Regions from separate parts of the Homo sapiens genome. Here all the other regions are linked to region 5. The links are chromatin loops, found by intact Hi-C in ENCODE. Cell type or tissue: OCI-LY7. All regions are shown on one strand. Links, peaks and the distances in the headings refer to the core of each region. The heading gives the core; the rest is flanking DNA. Region 1 overlaps FOXN3 (forkhead box N3). Region 2 overlaps FOXN3 (forkhead box N3). Region 3 overlaps FOXN3 (forkhead box N3). Region 4 has its middle 76 kb from the start of FOXN3-AS1. Region 5 has its middle 190 kb from the start of EFCAB11.

What was found. A loop is a pair of places that touch in the nucleus more often than their neighbours do. Peaks named below come from ENCODE experiments on the same cell type or tissue, not always from the same donor. Only the 100,000 strongest peaks of a DNase experiment are listed, where the experiment ranks them.
Region 1: a loop joins it to region 5, with 6 times the contacts of the local background. A loop is called at or near these places in 2 of 110 quality-filtered maps.
Region 2: it touches region 5 in a loop (10-fold over the local background); 9 of 110 quality-filtered maps call a loop at or near these places.
Region 3: a loop joins it to region 5, with 5 times the contacts of the local background. A loop is called at or near these places in 29 of 110 quality-filtered maps.
Region 4: a loop joins it to region 5, with 4 times the contacts of the local background. A loop is called at or near these places in 2 of 110 quality-filtered maps.

Annotation. Positions count from the first base shown.
Region 1 is chr14:89,301,274-89,307,246 of GRCh38, forward strand. The region is part of intron 3 of FOXN3 (forkhead box N3); the gene reads right to left. Among named protein-coding and RNA genes, the nearest start is that of FOXN3-AS3, 46 kb to the right of the region's middle. RefSeq lists enhancers at 2,443-2,512, 2,543-2,602, 2,703-2,902, 3,816-4,085. In OCI-LY7, for the core only: no CTCF peak of the experiment used is centred there; DNase peaks (open chromatin) are centred at 2,388, 2,858, 4,008, 4,358 and 1 weaker place; H3K4me3 peaks cover 3,515 bases; H3K27ac peaks cover 4,491 bases.
Region 2 is chr14:89,333,092-89,339,064 of GRCh38, forward strand. The region is part of intron 3 of FOXN3 (forkhead box N3); the gene reads right to left. Among named protein-coding and RNA genes, the nearest start is that of FOXN3-AS3, 14 kb to the right of the region's middle. In OCI-LY7, for the core only: a CTCF peak has its summit at 3,387 (motif pointing right); a DNase peak (open chromatin) is centred at 3,430; H3K27ac peaks cover 458 bases.
Region 3 is chr14:89,175,092-89,181,064 of GRCh38, forward strand. FOXN3 (forkhead box N3) reads right to left here. Exons shown (of 6, transcript NM_005197.4): 5 at 5,610-5,715. Among named protein-coding and RNA genes, the nearest start is that of FOXN3-AS3, 170 kb to the right of the region's middle. RefSeq lists an enhancer at 106-607. In OCI-LY7, for the core only: CTCF peaks have their summits at 2,522 (motif pointing right) and 2,724; a DNase peak (open chromatin) is centred at 2,550.
Region 4 is chr14:89,490,851-89,496,823 of GRCh38, forward strand. It overlaps a transcript of FOXN3 not described here. Among named protein-coding and RNA genes, the nearest start is that of FOXN3-AS1, 76 kb to the left of the region's middle. In OCI-LY7, for the core only: no CTCF peak of the experiment used is centred there; a DNase peak (open chromatin) is centred at 3,391; H3K4me3 peaks cover 1,503 bases; H3K27ac peaks cover 1,031 bases.
Region 5 is chr14:89,765,373-89,771,345 of GRCh38, forward strand. No RefSeq gene overlaps it. Among named protein-coding and RNA genes, the nearest start is that of EFCAB11, 190 kb to the right of the region's middle. RefSeq lists enhancers at 1,811-2,080, 2,870-2,919. In OCI-LY7, for the core only: CTCF peaks have their summits at 2,591 (motif pointing left) and 2,795; a DNase peak (open chromatin) is centred at 2,579; H3K27ac peaks cover 569 bases.

The DNA.
Region 1 (5,973 bases), core at 563-5,562, 460 kb before region 5:
CAGCTTGGGTAACATAGGGAGATCCCATCTCTACAAAAGAAAAAAAAAAAAAATTAGCCAGGTGTGGTGGCACGCACCTGCAGTCCCAGCTACTCAGGAGGCTGAAATGGGAGGATCACTTGAACCCAGGAACTTGTGGCTGCCATGAGCCATGATCATGCCACTGCGCTCCAGACTGCGTGACAGAGTGATACCCCATCTTAAAAAAAAATGTGGTGGGGCTCGGTGGCTCACGCCTGTAATCCCAGCACTTTGGGAGGCCGAGGCAGATGGATCACGAGGTCAGGAGTTCAAGACCAGACTGGCCATCATGGTGAAAGCCCGTCTCTACTAAATATACAAAAATTACCTGGGTGCAGTGGCAGGCTCCTGTAATCCCAGCTGCTTGGGAGGCTGAGGTAGGAGAACTGCTTGAACCCGGGAGGCAGAGGTTGCAGTGGGCCGAGATCATGCCACTGCACTCCAGCCTGGGCTACAGAGTGAGACTCTGTCTCAAAATAAAAAAAAAATTCCAAAAAGTAATCTCTTCTGTCTCCCAAGGCAACAAAGTACTGTGATGGGCATCAGCGCCTTAACCATGTCTTTGTCCTGATACTTCCAACTGAGCAGAAAGGCCCGGCCCGACCTCAAAGGTACCCTGTCTACTCACTCCTTTCCCGGTGACCTCTGGCCACCTCCCTCACCACCTGTACCAACCTTTTCCTTGCTTGTGACTCTCTGCTGTTCGCAAACTGTCCCACGTGTCCCTCTCTCAGTCCCTCCCCACATAGTGTAGCTCAGGAAAACCCAAAACGAAATGGTTGGGAAGGCCAAGTGCGTTGGTTTTCTTCCACCATCACATGGGCTGGAGCCGAAGAAACTGATTCTTACACACCTAGTACCTAATACCCATTCGATGCTTCGAGAAAAACTATAGAAACATCTATTCCTCTCCTGGAAGTGAACTGAGGCAAATAATGTTGCTGAACTTCCATGATAGCATTAAATTCGAAGAGAACATAGTTTCAAAAGAGTAATGTCACTTCTTGGCCATAGTTATGTAACTATGAGGGTGTGTCCATCAAGCTTTACAAAATGTGGTAGCACACCATGCCTTCTCAGCACCTTTCTTTCTGGGTGTAAACAGTTACGTATGATTGTGAGGGTTTTGCTTTGTTTTACTTTGTTTTGTTCTGTGCTTCCCTCTTCTTTGAATTCCTATGGCGAATAAAGAGGACCACACAATTGAAGCTTTAAACATAACCCGAAAAACCTTAGCCTCCTGAAACCTTTGGAGGAAACTGACTCACACACATGGGCTGTGCTTCTTGGTGCTGGGTCATTGGGCTCACCTTTGCAAGTCCCCTGAGCACACACAGGCCACACACCGCTGCCAAGGCTCGTGCCTTCCTCTTCAATGCTACCTGGCCTGAAAGCTCCTGAAGGATGTGACTTATCCTCCAAAGCCACTTGCAGAGCCCAGTACCAATCGGGTCTGAGAAGGTATGCTACTTCTCTCCCTTTCATCTGCCCTTCTCTGTCCACCTCCACCCTCTTCAAAGGCTGCCCACCTCCGCCCTCTTCAAAGGCATTGTTCAAAGGAGTCACAGGCCACCAAGTTTTAGTACTGTGCTACAGCTTAGCCTTTCCAGGGAGGACACTTTATGTGTAGGGCATTCTTTGCCTGCACTAAACTGCTACCACTTCATATACACAGATTCAGGGACTTTTGCTAGCAATGACTCCACTTTAATTTGTGTATAATCCAGTCAATCGTGTGCTCAAAATGACTCCTGGCTCCCTGTGACCTGTGCCACTTCCAGGTTCTTTAGCACTAAACAATTGGCTCCACTTGCTCCAGCTTCTCCTGCCACCCCTTGTCTTTTAGTTTTTTTCGCTCTGACAATACCAAGTTGCTCATGGTCCCTTGGAGACACCAGAGCGCCTTTGACCTCTGTCATTGCTACTCAGTTGCCCCTGCTTGGAATGTCCCTCACTCCCTTGTTTTCTTTGCAAACTTTTATGCTGTCTTGAAAATACTGCTCCTCCTGTCTTCTTCCTGCCTCCCTCCATGCTGAGAGCAGATCCTATCTGTCTTATGCTGTCTCCTTTCCATGAAACACAGGGTATTATAAGTTAGTTATTTATGGAGCTAGACTGTGAGCTCTCTGAAGACACTGACGATCTGATTCAGCTCATGTCCCCAGGAGCTGGCATGGAGTAGGTGTTCAATAAACATCTGCTAAAAAAAAAAAACAAAAAAAAAACTAGCCCTATAAAGTATATAGGGCTGGTATTATGATCCTCATTTTGCAGCTAAGAACACTTAATTCAGAAAGGAAAAGTCACTTAATGAGGGTCGCATGGCTAGTAAGTGACTCATGCTCTCTTCATTGCCATGATGCTTACATAACTACCTCCCGTTTCCTGCTGTCTCTTGAGTTTGGTGATCTACAGAAAAGAAAAGGAAAACTGAAGAAACAATACAAACACTTCAAAAGTTTAATGGATGTTTCTGAGCATCTATACATCGCCTTCTTCTCAGAACAGACATTGAGGACAGTCCTATAATTCACTATTATCAGTGTATCTACTTTAACTTGGAGCCCAGGCAACCAAGCACTAAATTAACACTGCCCTGTCTCTGCAAAGGTGATGGGGGACAAGACGCCTTGTAACTTTGAAGAAGAGATTTACACACCCCTGTGTCTCCCATATAAATGGACTCAAGAGCTGCAGCAGTCCATAAATGATCCTTTCTTTCCACTGTTGATAGTTGAAGGCAGCCGTTTCCAGCTTCTTGCCGGTGATCACTCTGCTAAAAATAGCTTTGATGCTGTCACATGCAAACTTGAACAGAACCTGAAAGCAGTTCCCCTTTTAGTTCTGAGCTGGTTCAACTTTAAAAGAGAGGCAGCTGTGAACACACTCCAGCGTGTTTACATGATGCTGAAGTAGTTCAGCTCGTAGTAAAAATACCACTGAAAAGGGACAGGCTTGGGTTTGCAGCCTCTGCTGACGACATTTCTTCCTGCTGAGCTGGAGCCCGGGAAGGGGCGGGAAGGGGCGGTAAGGTTAGCAGGGAAAATCCAAAATGTCCAGTTTGAAGGGGAAAGTGGCTGTGAGCAGAACCGCGGTGAAGACAGGAGAGAGATGTTTGTTGAGATGTGAGATTTCTGACTATGGTGGAGGTGGGGGCAGGAGAGGCGGCAAAGATCATATAGAAAAGAGAACTTAGACAACAGGGGGTGCTTTTTAAAAATTCTGTTAAAAATATCTAAGGGCTGTTTTTTTAGAAATCAAGGAAACAAAGGATGAAATACATTCAACATCTTGGCCATTCATTTGATACCTTATGTTGGTTTGCTGGGCAAATGGATGATTCTGGATGTGTTCTGAAAACTGGGCCCAAAACTAAGGATAAAGCAGAGTATGGGCTTGGAAACCAGAGAAAACCTGGGCATTCAACCCGGCTGCTCCTCGTCTGGCCCCCATAAAACTTGGCTTAAGCACTGGTGTCTCCCAGACCTTCTGCACAGAGCTGGGAGTTAAGTGAGAAAATACACACCGAAGTGCCTGGTGGAGCGGGGGACCCTGACCCATAATAGACAACGTCCTTTAAAAACATATACCCAGAGGAGAGGAAGCTGACAGTGATCTGCGGACAAATCTGGAATACAGTGTAGTTTCTTAAAAAAAAAAAAAAAAAAAGTACCAACCAAATAAATAGTGTTTTTTCTTCCTTCTTAATTCTATGTGGCCAAAGCATGACTCACACTATATTTGCTTATGAAATGAGAATTCATTTTACGAAGTTGTCCTAGAAAACTTACGCTGAGCCCGGCTGATCTGGAGGGGACGAGAGGAAGGCCTGGCCAGCACCAGGACGGATCACACAGGCCGGGTGCTGGTGTCTGTACCCACTGAGGGCCACTAGGAGATGGGAACTGAGGTCATCGATGGTGAACTCGCGGCTCCTGCTTAAGAACCAGAATCCTGACTTCAGACGTTTATGCTGGAGCTTCACATATGTTTCAGAACCCATCGTTCAACAAAAACCTCAGATTCATCTTAAGAGCCCTTGAGAAAAGGACGCCTCTATGACATCACTGTCCTACCCGATGAGTTTCAGTACCATGAGCAGATGACATGTGACCCAAGTACGAAGTGAGCAGGTTCTCTAAACAAGCTATAAATTTGAGCAGCACACTGAGGTTATATTAGCATAGGAATTTATCACGTAAGTTATATGTTTGAACAACAGAACAGACTTAACATACTGCTGTATCTTTAACTATCATTTTTTGTTAACAAGACAAAAGAATTTACAGTTTCTGCCAACTGTTTTGTTGGCCCCTAATACCACGATTAGCTGTTGCCAGGCAACCATGAAGCATGCTTCCTCCCAAATCAGGAAGACCCACTGCTAAATCTAGACTAATTATAAAAGGAGACAAATATTTAAAAGCCTTATATTTATGAAGGATTTGGGAGGTGCCCTGATAAGAATGATTCTTATTAAACGGATCTAACTAAATACAATGCATATGTCTGCAGTGCATTGTCACAGGTTTTGTAAAACAATTTAGGAAAACTGAATGTTTCTGCAACTTTCCTAATTTCCCTCAATAGGATACTAAACAAAACCAGGTGTTTATAATTTGTGGAAGCATGTCTTTTGCCTACTTCTCTAAGAATAAGGATGAAAAGAAGCAGCTGAGAGACCTAAGCCTTTTAAAATACATATATATTTGCAAAGAAATTATGAGAACACCACCACCATTTTCACAACCCTTACAGAGCTATGTGCATATAATGCTCAGCAGCTTTCCTCTCAAGTTTCTGCCTTTGTCTGCATTCTCAATTCCCTCTATTTCAAGAGTCATTTAGAATTCTCTGTGTGGAGAAGAGTTTTTCAGTCCCTGAGGCGAGCCTCCTTGCCATCAGCACTAAACTGCTGGTGGCAGGCTCCAACAACCGGAGTTCTAATGTCTAGAGACCCTGCTTCATCCCCAAGAGGGGAGCTGAAGAAACAGAAAAGCTCAACACACACACACACACTCACAGACACACAGACGCATGCACACACACACACACACACACTTTGGTTCTCTTTTTTTTTTTTGAGACGGAGAGACGGAGTCTTGCTCTGTTGCCCAGGCTGGAGTACAGTGGCACCATCTCGGTTCACTGCAAGCTCCGCCTCCTGGGTTCACGCTATTCTCCTGCCTCAGCCTCTGAGTAGCTGGGACTACAGGCGCCCACCACCACGCCCGGCTAATTTTTTTGTATTTTTAGTAGAGACGGGGTTTCACTGTGTTAGCCAGCATGGTCTCAATCTCCTGAACTCGTGATCCGCCCGCCTCAGCCTTCCAAAGTGCTGGGATTACAGGCGTGAGCCACCGCGCCCGGCCCATTTTGGTTCTCCTTCATATGCAAAGTGGAGTTTTCTCCCCAAAAGACAAAATTCTGACTACAAAGTCAGAACTAGGACGGGGGTTGGCAAATTATGAACCAAACTGTACTAGCTGGAAGCTAAGTATGGCTTTGACATTTGGTAATGGTCAGGGAAAAAAGAATCAAAAGAAGAATATTATTTCTTGACAAGTGAAAATTATATGAAATTCAAACTTCAATGCCATAAATAACATTTTATTGGGACACAACACACTCACTTGTTTATGTGTACGTCTATTTTGTGCTAAACAGTTACTACATGACCCTTCATAGAAAAAGTTTGCAGAAGCCTGAAGTGGAAGACAGAGTAGTGACATTTTAATCTTGAAAAAGAAATTGATTTTGGATTAACTTTAAACGCGACCAAAACAAAGCAAATAGGCCATGTCCCACCCAATGGCCTGAAACCTAGGTTGCTCTGAGTGTGTGTGTTACTCAGTGACTGTCCTACCAAAATTTCCAGAAAACAGTCCCTGTGGAACGCTAATCTAATTATTATTAAATGTAATAATCATTACTTGGAAGCTTTCTGATTTC
Region 2 (5,973 bases), core at 352-5,351, 430 kb before region 5:
GGAGAAAAGGAAACTCTAATACCTTGTTGGTGGAAATGTAATTTGGTTCAGCACCAGGCCGGGCTCGGTGGCTCACGCCTGTAATCCCAGCACTTGGGAAGCCGAGGCAGGTGGATCACGAGGTCAGGAGTTCAAGACCAGCCTGGCCAAGATGGTGAAACCCCGTCTCTAATAAAAATACAAAAAAAAATTAGCAGGCACCTGTAATCCCAGCTACTCGGGAGGCTGAGGCAGGAGAATCACTTGAACTCAGAGGGCAGAGGTTGCAGTGAGCCAAGATCGCGCCACTGCACTCCAGCCTGGGTGAGAGAGCGAGACTCCGTCTCAAAAGAAAAAAAAAAAAGGCTCAGCACCTATTACGAAGAACAGTATGGAGGTTCCTTAGAGTATTAAAAACAGAACAGCTGGGTGTGGTGGCTCATGCCTGTAATCCCAGCACTTGCAGATCACCTGAGGTCAGAAGCTCGAGACCAGCCTGGCCAACATGGTGAAACCACATCTCTACTAAAAATACAAAACAATTAGCCAGGCATGGTGGCGCCTGCCTGTAATCCCAGCTAACTGGGAGGCTGAGGCATGAGAATCGCTTGACAGAGGTTGCAGTGAGCCGAGATGGCGCCAACTGCACTCCAGCCTGGGTGAACACAGAGAGACTATTAAAAAAAAAAAAAAAAAAAAAAAAAAACAGAACCCCCATAAGATCCAGCAATTCCACTTCTGGGTATATATCCAAAGGAAATAAAGTCACTATTTCAAAGAGATACTATATCTGCATGGCACTCTCAATTTCATTGCAGCATTATTCACAATAGCCAAAATATGGAAACAACCAAAGTGTCCACTGACAGATAAATTAATGAAGAAAATGTGGTGTGTATATATATATATATATATATATATATATATATATATATATATGTATATAAATGTGGTATACACACACACACACACACACACAAAGGAATATTACTTGACCTTAGAAAAGAAGGAAATCCTGCCATTTTTGACAGCATGGATGGACCTAGAGGACATCATGCTACATGAAACAAGCCAGACACAGAAACACAAATAGCACATGATCTCACTTATATATGGAATTTTAAAAAGGCAAACTCACAGAAACAGAGAATAGAAGGGTGGTTACCAGGGGTTGGGGTTGGGGAGTGAGGCGGGCTGGGGGAAACGAGATGATGTTGGTCAAAGGGTAAAAACTTGCAGTTATAAAATGAGTAAGTTGGCTGGATGTGGTGGCTCACGCCTGTAATCCCAGCACTTTGGGAGGATGAGGCAGGTGGATCACCTGAGGTCAGGAGTTTGAGACCAGCCTGGCCAACATGGCAAAACCCTGTCTCTACTAAAAATACAAAAATTAGCCAAGTGTGGTGGTGCACACCTGTAGTCTCAGCTATTCGAGAGGCTGGAGCAGGAGAATGGCTTGAACCTGGGAGGTGGAGATTGCAGTGAGCCAAGATCATGCCACTGCACTCCAGCCTGGGTGAGAGAACAAGACTTCATCAAACATAAAATAAAATAAAATAAAATAAAAGCCCTAGAGACCTAATTTACAGCACAGAGACTACAGTTAATAATACTGTATTTTATACTTTAAATTTGCTAATAAAAGAGTAGATTTGTTTTGTTTTGTTTTGTTCTTTGTTTGTTTTGTTTTGAGACAGAATCTTGCTCCTTGTTTTGAGACAGAATCTTGCTCCGTCACCCAGGCTGGAGTGCAATGGTGCGATCTCAGCTCACTGCAACCTCCGCCTCGCAGGTTCAAGCAATTCCCTGCCTCAGCCGCCCCAGTAGCTGGGATTACAGGCGTGCACCACCACACCCAGCTAATTTTTGTATTTTTAGTAGAGATGGGGTTTCACCATCTTGGCCAGGCTGGTCTTGAACTCCTGACCCCATGATCTGCCCGCCTCAGCCTCCCCAAGTGCTGGGATTACAGACCTGAAAAAGAGTAGAACTTAACTATTTTCATATCACACACACACACACACACACACACACACACACACACACACACACAAATGGTAACTATATGAGGTAATAGATATGTTAAACTGTGGTAATCATTTTACAATGTGTGTATCACAACATCACACTGTACGCCTTAAATATCCACAATTTTTATTCATCAATTATATTTCAATAAAGCTGGGGGCACAGAAGGACCAAAAACCCCCAAGTTTTCCAAGACTAATTGTAAAACAACTCAGTGGTCCAGCACATTACTTTCAGTTGAGTCTCTCAAACTGAGTGTCATTCCTACACCTGCTTAGATTACTGAAAACATCCTCACATGTAGCGTTTGGCCACAAGTGGTCTATTGAACTTGGCACAGCCAAAATGACCAACAGTGCTCATCATTCCTACGATCTAAGTCTTGCCTCAGCAAATATGCTATTTACAGACACTATTTTGATAATTATTTAGAGCTTAATTTTTATACACTTGGGTCAACCAGAAATCAGCCAGGCATTTTTGGAAGAATCTTCACTGCTTGTTCCTTAACAAAATAAAATTAACCCTGTGTCTTTAATCCATTTTATGACTTCAATATCAAATAAAAGGATGCTAATTATATCTATTCATTTTTATTTCACAAATATTTACTGTGTACAATATTAGAGATTCAGGACGGTGGTTAGAGAGATTTTCATTTTTAAAGAATGTTAACAAAATATGTTGCTCTAACAACAATAATTTTTTTTAAAAAAACTAAATTCAAAAGATGGTGAGAGTCCTTGTCAGTTCTCCCTACAGACATATCAAAAACAAATACATATAAGAAATGATTAGAAAGATAGCTGAAGTATAGACATTTATTCCCAAAATGACTGAGAGTTTAAGAGGAACAAAACAAGAGGAAACCCTCATTTGCTCTAAGAAGAATTCATGGGCAAGAAAGCTTTATAATATGGTGAGGTTTGACTCTCTTTTTTTCTTATTAAACAAACGTATAAATAATCCCTAAAATATTGTGTGATTCTCCCCACCCTACATTCGCTTTTCGATTTTGTCTAAAACAGAAGTGATCCTTACACACACACACACACACACACACACACACACACATTCATAATCCTTAGTCACCCCTTCCCCATTCTCCTAACGGTGCCTCCATCCATCCATCCATCCATCCATCCATCCATTCATCCATCCACACAGAATCCTCTCTGCTTCCTCCCCACGCCTCCCCCATCAATTTCCATGGCTCTCCCTCTAATTGTCATTGTTTCCTCACCATTGCCAGTTTCCAATGGCAGGAACTCTCACCTCCCATCTCTCTTACTCTCACTATGCTACAAACCCTAAATTCCTTTTTAACAAGTGATATGTCATTCTTCCTTTCCAAAGCTCATCGAAGAATGTTTCTGCAGAAGACAGTGACCACAAGGTGGCAAATTACCTTGAGAAGAACTCAGGCTATGGGGTCAGAACAGTCAGATGAGGCCGGCTCAGGTCCCAGCTCAGCCATCTGCAAGCTGTGTGACCTGCTCTTTATAGGCACGTGATAGCCTCTCACATGCTGTCTGTATACCAAGTCTGACACACAGTAGGTGCCCAATAAATGCTTGGTTTTCTGCCTCTCAATCAAAATCCAGAATGGTTTGGAGTCCAAAGCAGATGGAATAAAATAAATTTAAAATTCTTTACAGTCCTATAGTGCTAAACAGCTTACTTTCATAGTTCATTTCTTAGAAGCCTAGAATATCGGATGGAAATAGATTTTTGTTTTACTCTACATCAAAGAGTTGTATTAGAGAAATTCAGGTTGGTTTTCCTATAACTTTAACTTCAACAACTCTGATGATGGAACATGCCACATCTAAGGGGTGAGGGTAAGAAAGGGTGGTGTTAGAAAGAGGGAACTTCAAAGGGCTTTAATAAGAATAAAATTCCATTGGAGTCACCGTATGTCCAATCCTTCCTTTCTCAAGAACAATCCATTAAAAATCAGGGAGGGGGAGGTGCCCAAGAGAGGGGTCCTTAGGTAGTCAGGCCATGGTATGCCGCCAGAATGCCTCCAGAAAAATCAGGACCTCTGGCACCACAGATTTGTGAGTTCTGCACACAGATTTGGTAGTACAAAGAATTGCGATCTTCCTCTTTTAGCAGGTAGAGAAGGATAGCATTTGGGTGACTTTCTTCCTATGGGATCAAAGTGCGACAGGGAGATTTCCTGGGAGAGAAAAGCAAGATTGGGAGCTGGGAGGAGCCGGGCTTTGTTCTCATCAAAGAAGAAAAGAATGTAGGGGAAAAAAACTAATGAGTGACTGCCAAGAGATTTAAACACGGATTATGTATCTGGTAGAGAAAGAACACAATTGAGTGTTTGGGCTGGCCTGGGGTGAAAACTTTTCCCATTATGACTGGGGCAGGGAGAGCTCCGGCGCCTTACCTTTCAAGTGCCAGTTCCGCAGAAATGTACAGAGGAGCAGAGGGAGGCTTCTTTTCAAAGGAATAATGAACAAGACAAAGCTGGAGCAATTCCTGGCCTGCACCACCGTCAGCACATTTGCATTCTCTTTTCTTTTCTTTTTTTTTTTTGAGACGGAGTCTTGCTCTGTCACCAGGCTAGAGTGCAGTGGCACAATCTCAGCTCACTGCAACCTCTGCCTCCTAGGTTCAAGCAATTCTCCTGCCTCAGCCTCCTGAGTAGCTGGAATTACAGGCACGTGTCACCAAGCCCAGCTAATTTTTGTATTTTTAGTAGGGATGGGGTTTCACCATGTTGGCCAGGCTGGTCTTGAACTCCTGACCTCAGGTGATCTGCCTGCCTCAGCCTCCCAAAGTGCTGGGGTTACAGGCGTGAGCCACCGTGCCCAGCCACATTTACATTTTCTACAGCAGCTGCAAAAAAGTTTCCTCCTGTGACAATATTTGGTGCCTTGGAGTCAACAGCCTGGAATTTATAACCTTTCTATCCCTGGGCAGCCTGTCTTAGGCTTGAAGAATGACCAGGTCCAAACAGTCTGGCCTCGTGCATACCCAGAGGGACACTCGGACCTTGGCAGACAGATGGGGAAGTAGATGGAAGGTCAGAAACACCAACACTGCAAAATTGCTAAATTGTCTTTCATAGAGTCCAGCTTCTCCCTCCCCCTCCAAACATCTGGACTTGTGACTGTAAAGGGGAGGAGGGTAGCCAATGATTTCTGGCATCCCAGAGCAACTAAAGGAAAATATTTTTCACTACTCTTATAATCTATGCTATGCATTCTAAGAGAAATCATTGATAAATAATATATTTTGAATAACACCTACATGTGAAGTTTATAGCACCAGGAGAACTTGCAAACAGTCCTGGTTTTCACAGATCTTAAATCTAGGGGAAAGCACAGAACATAAAGTATAAAAAGATTCCTCACAATACAAAACCATATATATAAGGGCCAAACTGGTATGCAGCCGGCTGGGCGCGGTGGCTCACGCCTGTAATCCCAGCACTTTGGGAGGCCGAAGTGGGTAGATCATCTGAGGTCAGGAGTGCAAGACCAGCCTGGCCAACATGGTGAAACCTCGTCTCTACTAAAAATACAGAAATTAGTCAGGTGTGGTGATGGGTGCCTGTAATCCCAGCTACTCGGAGGCTGAGGGAGAAGAATCACTTGAACCTGGGGGTGGGCAGGGAGGCATGGAGGAGGCTGCAGTGAGCCAAGATCATACCACTTCACTCCAGCCTGGGTGAAAGGGCAAAACTCTGTCTCAAAGAAAAAAAATATTTGGTATGCAGCATTTGCAGAAACAAGACTGCACAATTATTAAAAGACAGTGGCAATGGTGAGGAAGGAGAAATCAAATTCAATGACTTTCCCTGGGCCAGGCACAAGGGCTAGGCATTTGGTACATCATTTTACTTAATTTAATCCCTAAAGCACTCGTTTAAGACAAGTATTCTTTTTGTTGGTTTGTTTTTGAGACAGAGTTTCACTCTTGTTACCCAGGCTGGAGTGCAACGGTGCG
Region 3 (5,973 bases), core at 462-5,461, 590 kb before region 5:
ACTTAGGCTGAGAGATGGGTTTTCCCGATGATTCTATTTTGACATGACCTTAAGAATTAATGTTTGCTACTACAGTCAGACCATTAATGCCTGACTTGCTTCATGTTCCATGGGAAGTGCAGTTTTTCACTTGAGGTTGCTGGAGATCCAAATAAAATTAAGCAGCCTTAGACGGTGATTGGATGAAACTCTCATATAATTTGGCAACAAATAGGGTGATCTAGACTTGTAGTCCAGATTATGGCCAGCACTCTTCAAAGCCAATGGCTTTGCCAACAAATGTACTCTGTGCTGAAAGGTGGCATGAATTTAATTTAAGCCTTCTCCTAAGGTTTTGGGGTACCTGAGGTTCCAGTGCTCAGGAAGGAAACCTGGGAAGGTCTGTGAGAGACAGGCTAGGTGAATCCATGAGGCTTTCCATGTTACTTATTTATCAAACACCTACAGAATGCTGACTATGTGCTGGGCACACAGCTGTGTGTGAATCCAAATAACACATGAGGCAGACACACGTTTCCTCTTGAGAAGCCCATGGGCACTTCCCTGAGGTCACACGGCTGCAGGAGATGGACCGAGGAAATGTGGTTCCTGAGTTCACGTACGTATTTTGTTGGTTCAGTTGCTACAGAACAGGCCTTCCCCACATCAGCTTTTTCCCAATCCTCCAGCGAGCCCTGGACATGTCATTCTTTTCTGCCACCTGATGAGGCATGTAGGGATCAAAAAGAGCCCTAAAGGTTAAAAGCAAGGTGGCTGAGATCCAGGGAGGTTGCTGTGACCCAACCCAGGGTGTGGGACAGCCCACGATGCTGTGAATGTAAGAAACCTGGGACTCCTCCTTCCCAAGAAGGCCAGCAACAGCTCTCCCAGGGCTATCCATCATGGGTTCCATTCAATGCAATCTCTGCAAGGGATTTTCCTGGGAAAGCAGCCGAAGACACAGGCATAAAACTTTAAGATGTGTGAGTAGTTATTTTGAGGATGATGTGTCTTGAGGACTTGACGCCCAGGCAAATTTAAAAATAAGCAGGTTTCCAACGTCTAAGGATGGGCCAATCTTGGAGGTTATTGAGTAAAAAGTCAACACCGTAAAGTCAATTACACTATTGACAGATACTCTTACAAGGAGATTTCACATCATAATTATATGCAAAGGAACCTGGCAAATAGAAGCTGTGTAATGATCAGCTAATAAAAGTAACACTTCATCTATGTCAATAACAGTTTCAGAGTTAAGACAAACAAACATGGCCTTTGCCACTCTGTGGAGGAAAAAAAAATCCCTGAAAGACAAATATTTTCACTTAAGGAGAAGTCGCTTAGATTCACAAGGAAAACCTGTCACACAAAAGAGAGTGGGAAATTGGTCTTTAGTGGGTGCTAATGACTCTCCCGCCCTCCCTGGGCCCCAGCTGAACAGACTGGGGCAGCAACCCCTGTAAACATCTGAGCACACACAGAATACTTGGGCACTGCCACGTGGTCTGGGAGATAACATTCTGTGTTGTTCTAGTCTCCACTGCACTGCTTTCCTTTTTAGCCTTGGCTGAGTTTGGGTTCCACTGACATGTGGCCAAATTAAAAATGTTAAAATTATGATGAATGTGAAAATGCAAAACAAGATGTTTTTCCCCAAGCACTTCTTAATGGGTTTTACACAGACACTGATTAGGCAGATGCCTCCATAGCTATGTTTGTGTTCCTTCTTTCCAAAAGCATCTCAGTGTCTACTACCTGCCCTACAAAAAGAGGGCAAAGATACTACAAGCAAGTACCCCTAATGTTCCAGAGCTTACTACCCCTCTTCCCCTAATTTCCCTTAAAACTGAGGGGGGCAAGTTCAGAATTGGTATTTGGACAATTAACTGCTAATGCACAATGGTTTTCTTTACTGGTTATCTCTCTCTCTCTTTCTTTCTTTTTTTTTTTTTTTTTTTTTGACAGAGTCTTGCCCTGTTGCCCAGGCTGGAGTGCAATGGCACAATTTCGGCTCACTGCAACCTCCACCTCCTGGGTTCAGGCGATTCTCCCATCTCAGCCTCCTGAGTAGCTGGGACTGCAGGCACATACCATCACACCCAGCTAATTTTTGTACTTTTAGTAGAGATGATGTTTCACCATGTTGGCCAGGCTGGTCTTGAACTCCTGACCTCAGGTGATCTGCCTGCCTCGGCCTCCCAAAGTGCTGGGATTACAGGTGTGAGCCATCGTGCCCGGCCTCTTTACTGGTTATCTGTTTATGCAAATCGTAACTTGCCTAGCTTCTGCAAACTATGGTTTCACATTTTACCAAAATGATTTTGTTCAAAACTCCTATGATGCTCAGGAAAGTCACTCCTTAATTAGACTATACATCCTTTTGTAGTGGACAGAGATGAAGCAAGCTGTGCCATTACAAAGCTATTGCCACTCAGTCTCAAACCCACCCTTCTACTCTGTTTCCCAAACTGGGGCTGGGGCTGGGGCTGGGGCTGGGGCTGGACTTTACCACTGGGTTCCATGTGAGGCTCCGCCACCAGGGGGTGCCATAGAGAGACTGAGAAGGTGGTGGAGAAAGATAGAACTGGCTCCTGCCTGTTTCCTGTTCTTGTGCCACCCAGCAATGCCTCTGTACCTCAGCAGCAGCATTCATTCTCGGAGGTGCCAAACCCAGTTTGCAGTTTTTCCAGCACTTGCAGAACTGTGTTCCCTTAGGGGCACCAGCACCATCAGAGGCTGCTTCCTAGTCCCTGCCCCCCACGCAAAGGTGAGTTTCAGCTCCATGGGGTGATCATTCCAACCTCTTCCCTTTGTTCCGTCAACCCTAGAGGTGGTAGCTGCCTCCTGCAATGACTCTCTCCATGATACCCTGAGTCATCTTTTACCCTTTCAGTTACCTAGTTAATAACTTCCTACCTGGTTCACAGCTTTGCTTTCTTTCTAATCATTTTGATTTTTACATGGTCTCACTCTGTCACCCAGGCTGGAGTGCAGTGGAGTAATCTCGGCTCACTGCAGTCTTGACCTCCCAGGCTCAAGGGATCCTCCCACCTCAGCCTCCAGAGTGGCTAGGTCACAGGTGTGTGCCACCATGCCCAGGTCATTTTTTTTTTTTTTTTAAATAGAGATAAGTTTTCGCCATGTTGCCCAGGCTGGTCTCAAATTCCTGAGCTCAAGTGATCCACCCGCCGGAGCCTCTCAGTGTTGGGATTACAGGCGTGAGCCAATGTGCCCGGCCTCGGCGAATTTTTAAACTTTTTGTAGAGCTGGGATCTCCCTATGTTGCTCAGGCTGGTCTTGAACTCCTGGCCTCAAGTGATCCTCCTGCCTCAGCCTCCCAAAGTGCTGAGATTATAGGCATGAGCCACCACACCCAGCCCTGGTTAACATTAAAGTCTCTCTGTTCAATTACTTGGTGTGGTTTCTGTCTCCCTACTGAACCTGTCTGATACACAAGTTTGGCTCAGAGGCTGTCTTGTTTTCTTTTACTCTGGAAGGAGCCCAGCTGAGGCACTCAGTGGACTGCATGAGTGGCAACTTTCAACAGAAACAAGACTGTTTGCTGCAGTGCTTTGTTATTCTCTAACTAGAAAGAAACCATCGGTAGTTGAAATAACACCTCAAGAGGGAACTAATCAGTAAAATTTGTCATCATAAATGCCATGAGAGTAAGAATTAAAATGAGAAGGCGGCTCCTGTTGAAGGTCCACCTGTTGTCCGCCTGGCTTTTCTGTGCCCTTCTATAAGGTATGGCTGGGCCCATAGTGAAAGCTACTCTTGAAGGCACTAAAAAAAATGGTCAAGAGGATAAACTGTAAGTCTATATTTAGAATCTGCTAATAAAAATACATTGTTGCTCCAAGCAAAAATAGTTCACAGTCTCCAAGTCTTCTCAACCAAGAAGGTAAACTATGAGGCAACACAGGAAAGATTTTAAGAAAGAATGAAAAACAGAGTATGTCTTTTTCATAAATGTGAGGTAAGAGCATTGGAATTTTGGCTTCATGGAAAGAGGCTTACCACTTAGGAACTCAAGAATTATTGACCTGAGAGTAGCCAGGAAAGATACCGGGGAGGTACAAGAAAAACCTTTCCATGTATTTTTGGAAAATATCCCCTTGTCAGATTAGTAGAAATGATAAGTGGTTTTATAATTTGTTGCTATTCTAATTGCTAACAACTTCCCATCTTATCAGAACCTATAGACCTTTGCTCTGAAGATTATGCGACTTGTCCTGACAACAGCAGGAGGAGTTAAAAGACAAGCTCGTGGAGAAGCTGCACGCGGCAGGGGAGTTTGACCTTGCTTCTCCCTCAGGCCCAGCTAAACACACTTTCTGGGTTGGTTTCCTTTTGGACATGAAACACTATGAAAGCAAAATGGCCTTCAGGTGCAAACTTGATCCGTAAACGCAGAAGGAGAGGGATGGTACCTTCAAGGGATGCAGCTCAGTGAGACAGGCTTTTTCTAAACAAGCAACCAGGACCTGGCACATGCAATAGTGATGCGGCATCAGACAACTGATTGAGAGCTAGCCCTCATCCTCAGGACACAAAGCACCCAGGACAGAAAGGGACACACAGAGAAACTGCTACCATACAGGGTCACTCATTGAAGGGCTAAAGCATGGGGCTAATCGGTTCACGGCAAAGAGAAGTTTCTCTGATGCTGGTTCCCAGACCACATTAAAAAAAGCATTGGGAAGGGATCATCTTTTGTGTCAGATTTTGAAGGACGTGCTGCCTTACATATGAGGGTGAGGGGAATCTATGCAGACAAAACTGTATGAATAAGATGGGCCAATACTGGGCATATTTGGGGAACACATTTGGCTCGAGGAGAAGGAAGGACTATCAGGGTGATGCAGGGGCAGTCACAGAAGGTGCTTCTGCAGACAGCTAGAGGGGCACGGAGTTAGGAAACTGGTCTGGCAGTGGTGGATGGATGGGCAGGAGTGGGTGTAGAAGCAGCTGGCGGATGGGAGGAGGCTCCGCCAATGGTGCCTATGAGGGCCGCAGGCTGGCGGTGGACCCTGATCCGGGGCTGACAGTGGAGATGGAGAGCATGGAGGAGAGAAATGTCCCAAGGAAGGGTTCATGCGGTTTGGCAGCTGGCCTCATTCTTGGAAGCAGGGGAATGATGCCACCTGCTATTTATAGACCACGTACCAAAGCTCGCCTCACATCTGATTTTGCATTTGATTTTCCCCGCAACCCCTGGTAGGAGGCAGGAGTTTCACAGATGAAGGAACTGAGCCCAGAGTCACAGGACAGGGGAGGGACAGGACTGGGTCTTGCGCTAGGCCCGTTAGCCTAGAATCCAATTAATATCCTGCCTTCTGTTTTCTTCTGCCCACCTCTTACCCTGCCTTCTTAGAATAAAAAACTTAACTTGCCTCCATCTCCTCATCTGTAAAGAGACCAGGATCATCTGGTGGCCCGAGAAAGAGAAGGGGGCATTTGGATTGGGAGTTCTTGGGGTTACTTTCACATTTCTGAGCACGCAAACCAGGTTTATTGCTGTCACTAGTTCGAAGCAGCTCCTCTCTGTCTCCAGAAGGGACCCCGTGGACAGAAAGCTGCCCTTCCCACTCCCCAGGCTGGCTCTGCCCAGCGCACTCCCCACTTACCTCATGGCCGCTGTCACCCCAATGGGAGTGATTGGCAGCGGCCGCACGCCAGGAAACAGCCCTCGGCTCAGGACCCGCGCTCCATTTTGGATCACTCCTGGAGGAACTGAAAAAGCAAAGGGGAGAAAGACACCGCACGTGAATTCAACTGTGAAGATTTCCGTTCCAAGTCAGAAATTCTGGATAGACCAATAAGAGAGAGAGAGAGACAGAGGGCAGAGACAGAGAGAAACACACACACACACGTGCACATACACACACACACACACAGTCACACAGACATGCACAGACACACACTCACACAGTCATGCACGCGCACACACACACACATGCAGACACGTACGTACACCTGCACATACAGACA
Region 4 (5,973 bases), core at 566-5,565, 270 kb before region 5:
TCAGTTAAATACAACAGTTCCATTACAGTATTATTCTAGGTATGGCGAATCCTACAAAAGTACATACGTCATGGCCCTTGTCTTTAATACATTTACATATTAGTTAAGGAGATACACTCCTAATCATTTTTGTTTTTTTTTGAGATAGCGTTTCACCCTTGTGGCCCAGGCTGGAGTGCAATGGCACGATCTCGGCTCACCACAGCCTCCGCCTCCCGGGTTCAAGCGATTCTCCTGCCTCAGCTGGGATTACAGGCATGCGCCACCACACCTGGCTAATTTTGTTTTTTGTTTTTTTTTTTTTAAGTAGAGACGGGGTTTTTCCACATTGGTCAGGCTGGTCTCGAACTCCCGACCTCAGGTGATCTTCCCGCCTCAGCCTCCCAAAGTGCTGGGATTACAGGCGTGAGCCACTGCTCCCGGCCACTGCTAACCTTAATACAATGCAATATGTGCTATGATCATTGACAAATAAATGGTTAAGTGAACGCGGAGGATGGAGAAATCATTTCAATGAAAGGGGGAGATCTGTAAGGTTTTACAGAGGAAGCAGAATTTAAGCTGGGCCTTGCAAAGCAAAGATGGGACTATAGGCATCTGGACAGAGGTAACGGTGAGAGCAAATGCCTATGTGCTTTCAAGTATGGTCAGGGCACAGAATTCAGGACCCATGGACAGGGGCACAGGATGCCCAAGGAAAAGAAAACACAGTGAGACGAGAAGCTGGAAAGAAACTCAAAGTGGAAAGCCCTGGATGCCAACCTTTCATCCTGTGGTCTCTGGGAATCTTCAGAAGTTCTGGGCAATGGAGACTCCAGATGAGCTCTGCCTCGGGAGGTTTATTCGGACCATTTTACCACCATTTATGACTGGGAATAAGATCCGTCTGTACCTTCATGCTTCTCTTAGTCATTCCACCTTGCCACTATTTGGGAATCCCTCAAATTTATTTTATTTTTTCTAAATCAATTTCCTGGCCCTTTGAATGGAAGCGATTGAGTTTCCTCTAAGTACTGCCAAGATTTCACATTCCAATGACGAGTTCAGCCTAGCGCTTTACATTTAGGTTCATGTGTTTTTCTATTCTTACAAAAGAGTTAAAATAGCATAGACGGGTGTTTTGTTTTGGTTTGTTTCTACACTGGAAAATATTTCTGTATGATGAAAAACATACACAAACGTCCTGACTGTTGGAAAGGCCTGCTCCAGCACTCCCCAAAAAACAAAAGTTGAACTAGTCATCCAAGTAGTTCACTGAAACTTTTTTGTTCTCCAGTGTCAGAGTCCCAGGTTATTGAGCCCAAGTTTTCCAAGGTCCTTCAAACACAATAACAGAACGTTATGTAAACTCTCTCCTACCAATGCTATTTGGTCCCCTCAGCCTGGGGGGGCCAAGCACACGTGGGATCATGCAGCTTTCACACAGAGAAGTCCCAGGATACATGGGGCACACACCAGGCAAGCCAGGGCATGGGGACAGAGGTCTGCCCTCCCACCCACCCCAAAGATGGGTCTTAAAACTCCACTGAAGTTGGGGGTACAAGTGGGCAGAGCAGCTCGTCCTCTGAGAATGGAGCTGCCTTCGGTATGAGCCACCATTAAAAAGTTTCCCAAGGTCCGCACCTATAATCTCAGCACTTTGGGAGGCTGAGGCGAGAGGATGGCTTGAGCCCAGGAGTTTAAGACCAGCCTGGAAAATATAGTGAGGTCTTTTAGTTGGGCATGGTGGTATGTGCCTGTTGTCCCGGCTACTTGGGAAACTGAGGCAGAAGGATCGCTAGAGCCCAAGAGGCAGAGGTTGCAGTAGGGCGAGATAGCACCGCTGCACTCTGGCCTGGGCGACAAAGTGAGACCCTGTCTCAACAAAATAAAATAAAACCAAAAAACAACCCCCATAGAAGACACAAATTTCAATTCCCATCTCTGGATTGCTCAGACTACACATGGGCATATATGGAAAGCTTCAACATTCATTTCATTTATCAACTTATTTAGAAAGGCACATTGTATCTACCCACTGGGGTGTGGTACATTCCAGGGTTCAAGTCCCTGGTTTATAATCCAAAACCTGTCCTGGCCCTCCACATGCGTGGGTGCTCAGAAACTCCGAGCGCCTCAGAGGTATTCTCTTAACATCTGATCAAATAATGACTATAAAGAATAATATGCAGTACATACTGTAGATAGTTCCCTGTGCACATAAAAAAATAGTCTCATACAGCCCAAAGAGCTGTCTGCATCGCTTTTTCTAAAAGTCCACCTATGGTCGGAAAACTAACCTTCTTCAAATGAATAGATTAGCTTAAATTACCATGCCATTTTACATTCTCTTCACTGATACACGAATAATAAAACTATGAGGTAAATGCAGGCTTAAATCGAATAATGGGCATAAATAAAAAAATTTTTTGACATTAAAAACTCAGTGTAAATTGCACTACAACATACTTGAAAGCTCCCACAATCATAACGTGCACATTGAAATCCATTAACCTAATACCTAGGCTGCTATTCAAAAGTAGGGGTCTAGCAGGCAAATAAATACTCATTTGAACACTCCTCCGAAATTACTGCACAATTTGGTTGCAAAGTCACACACTTACAAAGTCTATCATCTTTACTTGGTTGCTCTGTAACCAACACTGAAGTCATATAAGGTTACAATGTGGCAGCATGAGATCAACACAGATACCAGCAAATGGTACTAAAAAGTAGCAGCAAATGTCAAAGACAAACCAGGGTCAGCTTGGAGAGAATGAGATATTTACATAAGCTTTCAGAAAAGACAATGGAGCCCCGATTTCCCCTTAACCGCACACCTAATCAACCTCTCTGCTCCTCACCTGATCATTCTGATATAAAAGCAATTTCTACAGTGATACATTCAAAGACCTTAGTTGCCATAAACTCAGCAGCTGTTAAAAAGATTCTGTTGCACATTCGATTTGCTTTAAGACTCAGCTATTTCCAACCAAAGCTTTCATTTCTTATCCATCTCTACCCCCCTCCAAAAAAAAAAAAAATAGCTTCATTAACAATATCCTTCTTTGATATGTCATCTGCCAAGGCCATTTTCTTACCTTTGTAACTCACATTTTTTTTCATTTGAGGATATTTACCCAAGCAAGGACAATTGTTTGACTGGAATCTTGCAACTTTCAACTTTGCCCAGATTTTGCCATCGTGCAGAAGGGGAATGCCGCAACCCCCGACACATCGTTCAGTTGAGCTAATACACATCTGAATCCAGAGCTATATTTTAAATTCTTTTACACTTACTTAATATAGTGCATGCCGCCTGTCCACTGATGCGATATCAGAAACCTGCAAGCTACTATTTCTGCAACTGTGTCACTGTAGATAGTCTGAAACATGTACGTAGCTGTTGCCATGGAAACAAACACAGCTAGGGTAGAGTGCCACGCTGTGTTAATTCCTTCACCCATGAACCCCAGGGGAATGCTAACATTCATCTTCTTTCTCCTTTAGTCTCACACTGCTTTAATATTTTTTTAGCATTATCAAATGATGTACTAAATACATATGGTACACCTGAAAATACGGATGGCTGAAATGAGCCGTGGTACCAACCTAGCCTGCCGGCTGGGCTGTCTGCTTAAGGTGGTGCAGCTCTGCAATGGATCCTTTCCTGAACTTCTCCTGGGAGAAATAAAGAACTTTGTCTTTCTTTTAAAATGGTGTGGGAAGGACAGAAAAGGTGAGCATCTTGTCTCCCCTAAGAACAGTTATCCTGGAATGGCACCAGAAGAAAGATGCTATCAGAAATGTACCTTCTCAGTTCTCTGAAAGGCAGAGGGAGGCCTTGCAAACTTTCTGAAGTGGATCCAAGCTAAGAGTTGTTCTCCCTTCCAAGTAGAGCTGCATTAGCAGGCTATAAACCCAATAGTTTTAATTAGGCAAAAGCATAAACCCTTAACAAGGGATTCATCTGTCCCCACTTGGTCTTTATTCCTAAACCCATGCAAGAAGGTATTAAAATGAGTGAGTAGGCAATGACATGGAAATCTGCCATTATTCAGAAAGGAATTGTGATTTTCCTGGAATTTGAACATTCTCTTTTTTGCTTCAAGTTCATATCTCTGTCCTTATCAATGCTTGGACCTGTGAAGAAAAGTCAAACTCATTCACTGCACCTAAAAGCCAAAATGTATGGTTATTGGTGCACTGGGCCACCTTCTCATTATTCAACTGGTAAGCCGCTTTAAATATTGGGGTAATATTCATCACGGTAGACAAAAGTAAGCTGTTCAAAATCTTAATTACATCATATCCCTTGGGCTGGTTAATAATATTCAATCTAGATGAAAATGGCCACGTTTTAGATTTGCATGCTGATGTGTTTCACTTGAATACAATTTTCGCACTAAATAATCACTTGTAGGCTTTAAAAGTGCAGCTCTGTGACCCTGAACTGGCATATTTTAAAGAAACCACTACTTTATTTGTGGGGATTATGGCAAAATTAGCCTAGAAAAGATGAGCAAACTTTTCCTGTTATTTTCCTAAATTGAATCATGCTTGGCTATTTACTATGATAATAATAATAAATTCATTCCTAAAATAAAGCAGAACAGAAAATGGATATATACACACCTTACTGGTTAAAGAAATTCATCACTTTTTAAAAGCAATCTCAAAAAGATGTTAGGGTCCAGTAGAAAACCTAGTCTTCAAGTATTAGCAGGGCAGGTAAGGATTACCCTTTAACTAATCACAACCAGTACTCATAAACTTCAGAGGCAGAACCACAGCAATGAAAACTGCAGTCCCTTCCATTAACTTTACATTTCTGCCTCTTATTTGCTTCAAGTTCAAATCTCTGCCATTATCAATGCCCTTACATTCCTCTAGTATCACAAAGCATTTTGACATAGGTTATTTCATTTGACTCTCATGAGAGTTCCACGAATTAACTTGGTAGGTATCACCAATCTCATTTCACAGAAGATACACTGAGGCTCCAAAAATCAGCAACTGGTCCTAGGCCACAAGGTAAGTGTCAGACCTTGCTTAGGTCACCTGATCCGATGTTCTCTATAGGGGCCGTGCTGCTCCTAAGCATGCTCACAATGCAGTTGGCTGCCTGTAATCCCAGCACTTTAGGAGGCTGAAGCGGGTGGATCATGAGGTCAGGAGCTCGAGAACAGCTTGGCCAACGTGGTAAAATCCCGTCTCTACTAAAAATTCAAAAATTAGCTGGGTGTGGTGGCAGGCACCTGTAATCCCAGCTACTCGGGAGGCTGAGGCAGGCGAATCTCTTGAACCCGGGAGGCGGAGGTTGCAGTGAGCTGAGATGGCACCATTACACTACAGCCTGGGCAACAAGAGCAAAACTCCGTCTCAAAAAAAGAGTACTTGACTAGAGTTAACAATAGTTATAAAAGGATAGATACTAAGTATCAGATTAATTGGTTTGGGGATTAACTATGGCTGGTGGTGGAAGTTAGGCAAATCCTCCTCTTTGACCTCACCCACCCATTTCTTCTCCCAAGGCTTTAGGAGTGCAGCAAGCGCTCCCAGAGCAGATCATCTCAGCCTGCTCACTACACCCCGCGCCACCTTCCTTCCCAGGAGTGCCAGCCCAAGTCCTGACACCACTCCTCAGAGAGGGCCCTGGAGTGGAAAGATACCTGGGGGGGTCCTTGGGCTTTGGAAGTGAAAGGGGGATTGGGAGCAGCAGTAATTATTATATTTAGCCTCCCTAAGGAAGTAAGCCATTCCAGATGCTGGCTGTCATCCCCCTACACCCCGCAATGTTTTTATTGTGGTAAAATACAGATGACATAACATTTACCATCTTAACCACTTTTAAGTGTATAGTTCAGTGGTATTAAATATATTCATAATGACATGCAACCATCACCACCATCCATCTCTACAACTCTGTACCTAGCACACAATCACTCCCCATTCTCCATTCCCCCGACCCCAGCCCTTGGTAGCCTTCATTCT
Region 5 (5,973 bases), core at 596-5,595:
AAACCAAGTCTGGAAGTGAGCAGAGGGGAGACTGTCCTGGTATCTGGCAGTTTTGCAAACACTAGGAAGCCAGTCTCCATGTTCTCGCTCCACCAATCACAAGAGTACCCACCTCATGGTCTTTTTTTTTTTTTTTTTTTTTGTGAGACAGGATGTCACTCTGTCACCCAGGCTGCAGTGCAGTGGCTCAGTTATAGCTCACTGTAGTGCAGCCTCAACCTCCTGGCTCAAGCAATCCTCCCACCTCAGCCTCCAACGTAGCTAGGACTACAGGCACACACCCCCATACCTAGTTTATTTATTTATTTATTTTTTGTAGAGTCGGGCTCTTGCTATGTTACCTAGGTTGTTCTCAAACTCCTGGGCTCAAGTGATCTTCCCATCTCAGCCTCCCAAACTGCTGGGCTGACAAGCATGAGCCACCACCACGCCTGGCCTTCAAAATTCTTATGACACTGTGTGGACCAACAATTTCTGTAGATGCATTTATACTTTGGTTGCCCAGGCTGGTCTCGACTCCTGGCCTCAAGTTATCCTCCCACCTTGCTGTCCCAAAATGCTGGGATTACAGGCATGAGCCACCATGCCAAACCCACCTCATGGTCTCAAATGGCTGCTGGAGTTCCAGCCATTGCATCCCTACCAGAGGAAGGATAGTAGGAGAAGAAGGGCATGGTCACACTGAGCTGCAAGGGAGGTTGGTGGCCATGTGCCCAGTTATTCATAAAATTTGGGAGCTCTAGTACCAAGGCAGAAGGGAAGAACAGGCATTGGGGGCCATCCACAGCTTCTGCCACACCTGCCTCCCCTACTCCAGACACCTGGCATCACCTCTACCCTTCATCTGCCACCTCACCCCCGCTCTGGAGCTGACCGACTCCCACACAGAGCAGTCAGTGAGTTAATGTCCATGGTCATGCTGTAGGACTGCTGCTTGGCACTTCTGTGCCTGCATACCAGAGAATTGTACTTCTGAATCAGTTTCCCTCCCAGCACCCCTCTTCCATGATGGCGGCCTGTCCAGCTCTTGCCAGTGCCCTCTCTATGGAGTCTAGTCTCTCTCTGTCATGCCCTCAATCTCTCCAGACACTGGCTGGGGCCCTTTTCTGATGGACCCACCACCCAGATCCCAGTATCAGGCCACCCAGCTTTCAGGGTCACTTCCTGCCTAGATCTTTGCCTCACCTCTCTCTACCTCTTCACTGAGTTGCTCAAACTACACCTGAACTTGACATGCTTATTAGCTTCTCACCAATGATGACAGTGAGCAAAGTCTTTTTTTTCCTGGAAAGGACTAATTCCAAAAAACCATAATTCTTAGGAGCTATGTATTTTTCTTTCAAAATAAGAACTTGAATCCCAAGAGAAAATGTACACCCTTGTAGTTTAGATCACAAGGGCATGACTTGTCAACTCAGAGAGTGGCCTACAGCCTTGGTTCCATCTCTTGCTAGCTGTGGGACTTAGGCATATAACTTACCATCTCCGAGCTCTGGGTTCCACAACTGGAAAACTATCCTAAGCACAGCACCTACCTTTCAGCACTATAAGGAAGATTATGGAAGATTAAATGAGGTACACTGCCCGGTGCATGGCAAGCACAAAGTAAAGTTACTTATAATAATAATTGATTTATAATAACATGAATTTTAAATATCAGTAAATTGGCACTGATTTTTTAGTTGCTAAAATGTTACTGCCTGGGCTTTTGTGAGAAGTAGTTCAGTGCAGTCAGCGTTTCAATTTTTCATTCTGAAATCTTGTCTAACTCCTTACTTCCTCCTTTCCCTGGTGGACTCAAGCAGTGGAGGTCCCAGTGTGCCTTACACCTGAGGAGGTGTGGTGTGTACATCAAAATCAAGCCTGCTTCCTTTTGGTAAATAGTTACACCACACCAGGCGAGGGCCTGCCTACTCCAGTGTGGCCGATGTATTTTTCCAAACCCATAATCAACCCAGAGATCATTGGCCCAACCACATCTGCTGCCCTTGATATTACATCTTGGAGTGGCAGTTGAGGGCCTGGCCAAGTAGAGAACTTGTCTTTTGGGGATGAAGTAGCATTCTCCCCCAACTCTCACTTTCTTTTCTACACGTGGATTTCTTTCTGAGTCTCATTTTATCTTTGTCTTTTTGGCTTTCTTTGTCTACACAATTGTTTTATTTATTTATTTGCCCCATCCCCCTACTTTTTTTGCAATGGGGTCTCTATGTTGCCCAGAAGCATCTGGAACACCTGGGCTCAAGCGATCCTCCCATCTCAGCCTCCCAAGTAGCTGGGACTACAGGCCCGAGTTACCACATGCAGCCCCACGATTGTTCCTTTTTACATATTAAATAACCTATGCTTAATTTAGAAAATGCAAAAAATGAAAAGATGGGGAAAAAAACCAAACACGTAACTCCTGCACCTTGGTGTGTACCCATCCAGAACACTACACATGCACACAATTTTTGTTTTCTCGGAAATAAAATCATATGAGCTAGACCAGTGGTTCTCAATCAGGGTGATTTTTCCCCCACAGAAGACATTCAGCAATGTCTGCAGACATTTTAGGTTGTCAAAACTGGGGCAGGTGGTGATACTGGCATCTAGTGGTTGAGGCCAGAGATACTGCTAAACATCCTAAAACGCACAGGCCAGCCCTCAACAACAACAAATTACCTAGCCCCAAATGTCAAAAGGCCCAAGGTTAGGAAACTCTGGTCTAGACCACGGTTAAGCAAACTACTGCCCTCCTGGTTGGCTACCTGTTTTTATAAATAAAGTTTTATTAGAACACGGAGATGTCCATTCATTTCTATGTCATCTATGGCTGCTTTGACTTACAACGCAAGTGAGCAGTTGTAACAGAAACTGTGTGGTCACAAGTCCTAAAATAAATATGAGCCACATATGAAATTTCAAGTTTTTCTAGTAGCCACATTTTTTTAAAGTACAAAAAAAGCAGGGGAAATTAATGTTAGTAATATGCCCCAAATATTATCATTTCAACCTTGAATCAACATAAAAATTAATGAAATATTGTTATATTCTTTTATTTCCATATTAAGTCTTCACTTACAGCACTTCTCAATTCAGACTAGTCACATTTTTTTTTTTTTTTTTGAGACGGAGTTTTGCTCTCATTGCCCAGGCTAGAGTGCAGTGGCACAATCTCAGCTTACCACAACCTCCTCCTCTCAGGTTCAAGCGATTCTCCTGCCTCAGCCTCCCGAGTAGCTGGGATTACAGGCACGTGCCACCACGCCCGGCTAATTTTGTATTTTTAGTAGAGACTGGGTTTCTCCATGTTGGTCAGGCTGGTCTCGAATTCCGACCTTAGGTGGTCCACCCACCTCAGCCTCCCAAAGTGCTGGGATTATAGGCATGAGCCACTGTGCCTGGCCCAGACTAGTCACATTTTAAGTGCTCACGTTGCTGGTGGCTATTGTATTACACAATGCAGGTCTACACTGCATTTTTCACTAAACTGCTTTTTTAAATTATTTTACTTTTAATTTTATTTTATATATATTTTTGAGACGAAGTTTCACTCTTGTCACCCAGGCTGGAGGGCAGTGGCGCGATCTCGGCTCACCACAATCTCTGCCTCCTGGGTTCAAATGATTCTCCTGCCTCAGCCGCCCTAGCAGCTGGAACTACAGGTGCATACCACCACACCCGGCTAATTTTTTTTTTATTTTTAGTAAAGACAGGGTTTCACTACGTTGGCCAGGCTGGTCTCGAACTCCTGACCTCAAGTGGTCCCCCTGCCTCGGCTTCCCAAAGTGCTGGGATTATAGGTGTGAGCCACTGTGCCCTGCCACTAAAAAAAAAAAGTGCTGCTTTTTTTACTTAATGGAAATAAAAGTCTTCTCATGTCCACCATATATTTTTATATCTCTTTTAAAGCGTTCAACTTTTTTAAAAGATTCCAATTTTCTGGATGTTTATATTGCTTCTGAGTTTCACAATTATGAACGATTCTGCCACGAACATTCTTAGATAAAGCTTTTTCACCTCATCTGTAATTATTTCCTTAGGATAAACTCCCAGATGTGCGTCAAAGAGCAAAGAAACATTTTTAAGGGTTTTGAAATATATATATTTTTAAGAATAATACCTTCCCTACAAGATGATTACAAGAATTACGTTAGTACATGTAAATCAATTTTATTAATTCAAGTAAGGTCAATAAAACTTAAAATAGTAGGCTGGGCACAGTGGCTCACACCTGTAATCCCAGCACTTTGGGAGACAGAAGTGGGCAGATGACGAGGTCAGGAGATTGAGACCATCCTGGCTAACACGGTGAAACCCCGTCTCTATTAAAAATACAAAAAATTAGCCAGGTGTGGTGGCAGACGCCTGTAGTCCCAGCTACTCGGGAGGCTGAGGCAGGAGAATGGCATGAACCCAGGAGGCGGAGATTGCAGTGAGCCGAGATTGCGCCACCGCACTCCAGCCTGAGTGACAGAGCGAGACTCCCTCTAAAAAAAAACAAAACAAAAAAAAAACAAAAAAAACTTAAAATAGTAGAACCTGGCACATAAAGGCACTCTATAAATACCATCTATTATTGGTATCAGTATTGCTCCTGAATTTATCTCCAGCACTGTGGTTCTAATTATACTTCCACTAACAATGTCTAAGAATGCTTGTTTCTGGTATACTCTTTCTAATACTATTATTTTTATAGCCCTTGCAAATTTGATATACGAAATTGGCTTCTTGTTATTGTTGGTTTAATCTGACTGTAGTTCATTCATTTTCTTCGATTTAGGATGTTTTTCTTGGGTAGAGTTGTTACAAGCTCAGTCTATAGCCACATGTTTAAGGGTTGGACCATTTTTCACCAGAATGACCAGGACAATAAGTGACCATTTGTATCAGTCAGCTTTCACTAGGTTACATGTTGTAACAAGTGCTCCTAACATCTCAGTGGCTCACAATAACAAGTATGTATTTCTCACTCACATTGCATGTGACAGCCCAGGCTGAAAGAGCGGTGCCCATCGGGGACATGCCATTCCCATGGAAGAGGGAAAGGAATAAATGAGAAAGAAAGCAAGGGTGAAGCCTCCAAAGCTTCAGCTCCTACCCGCACAGACTCCCTTCCGCTTGCATCTCATTAGCCAGAGCAAGTCATGGTGCCAAGTCCAATATCAATGGAGCAGAGAAGTGTATTCCCACCATAAGAGACACTGCAAGCTACATAGCAATGTGTGGGAACTGAGATAGGGAGCAATCCACCAGTAAAATCGATGCAATTAACTAATTGTGTGCCTCTATTCGCCTCAAGTCAGGATTCCCCCTATATGATTCATTACAGTTCTCATAGAAATGATAAGCCCCATCCCCGCTAGCCACCGTGGGAACAGACAACAGATACTGAGCTGCTGTACTGCTTCCAATGGGCTCTAAAGACAAACTGGTCTGGAGAGACCCAGCCTAAACCAAACACGAGGACATCTCCCACTCCCTGCTTAAAGGGGCAAACTTGCCTATCAATGAAAAGAACTTTGTGCCTAAAGTCATCATTACATCACCGACAAGTAGGAAACAATAAATCTCTGATCTGATCTAACCGTCATCAAACAATCATCCATCATACACAGAGAGTGTAATGGTTCCTTAGAATAAAGAGGATGGGGTTTATACTGCAGTTGGCCTCACCTGTGAGATCAATAGTTGCTATCAGCAGCAGCAGTAGCATAGTCACCACCATCACCTCCAGCGCCTTTTAAGGTCAAGCCAGTTACCATACACCTGAACCCAGCCAACAGCACAGGATGTTTACAGATAAAAGGACCGACCCCTGTCCTAAAGAATTGAGCCCTTGGCTCTGCTAGCATGGCTGGTTGGAAAATTATTATGCTACTTGAATCCTCATAAAAATATATTCCTAAAATCCTAACACTAGACAGTTTTAGAATCAATAAATGTATATTAAAATTACAAGCTGTTCTACCCCAACCCTGAAAGAAACCA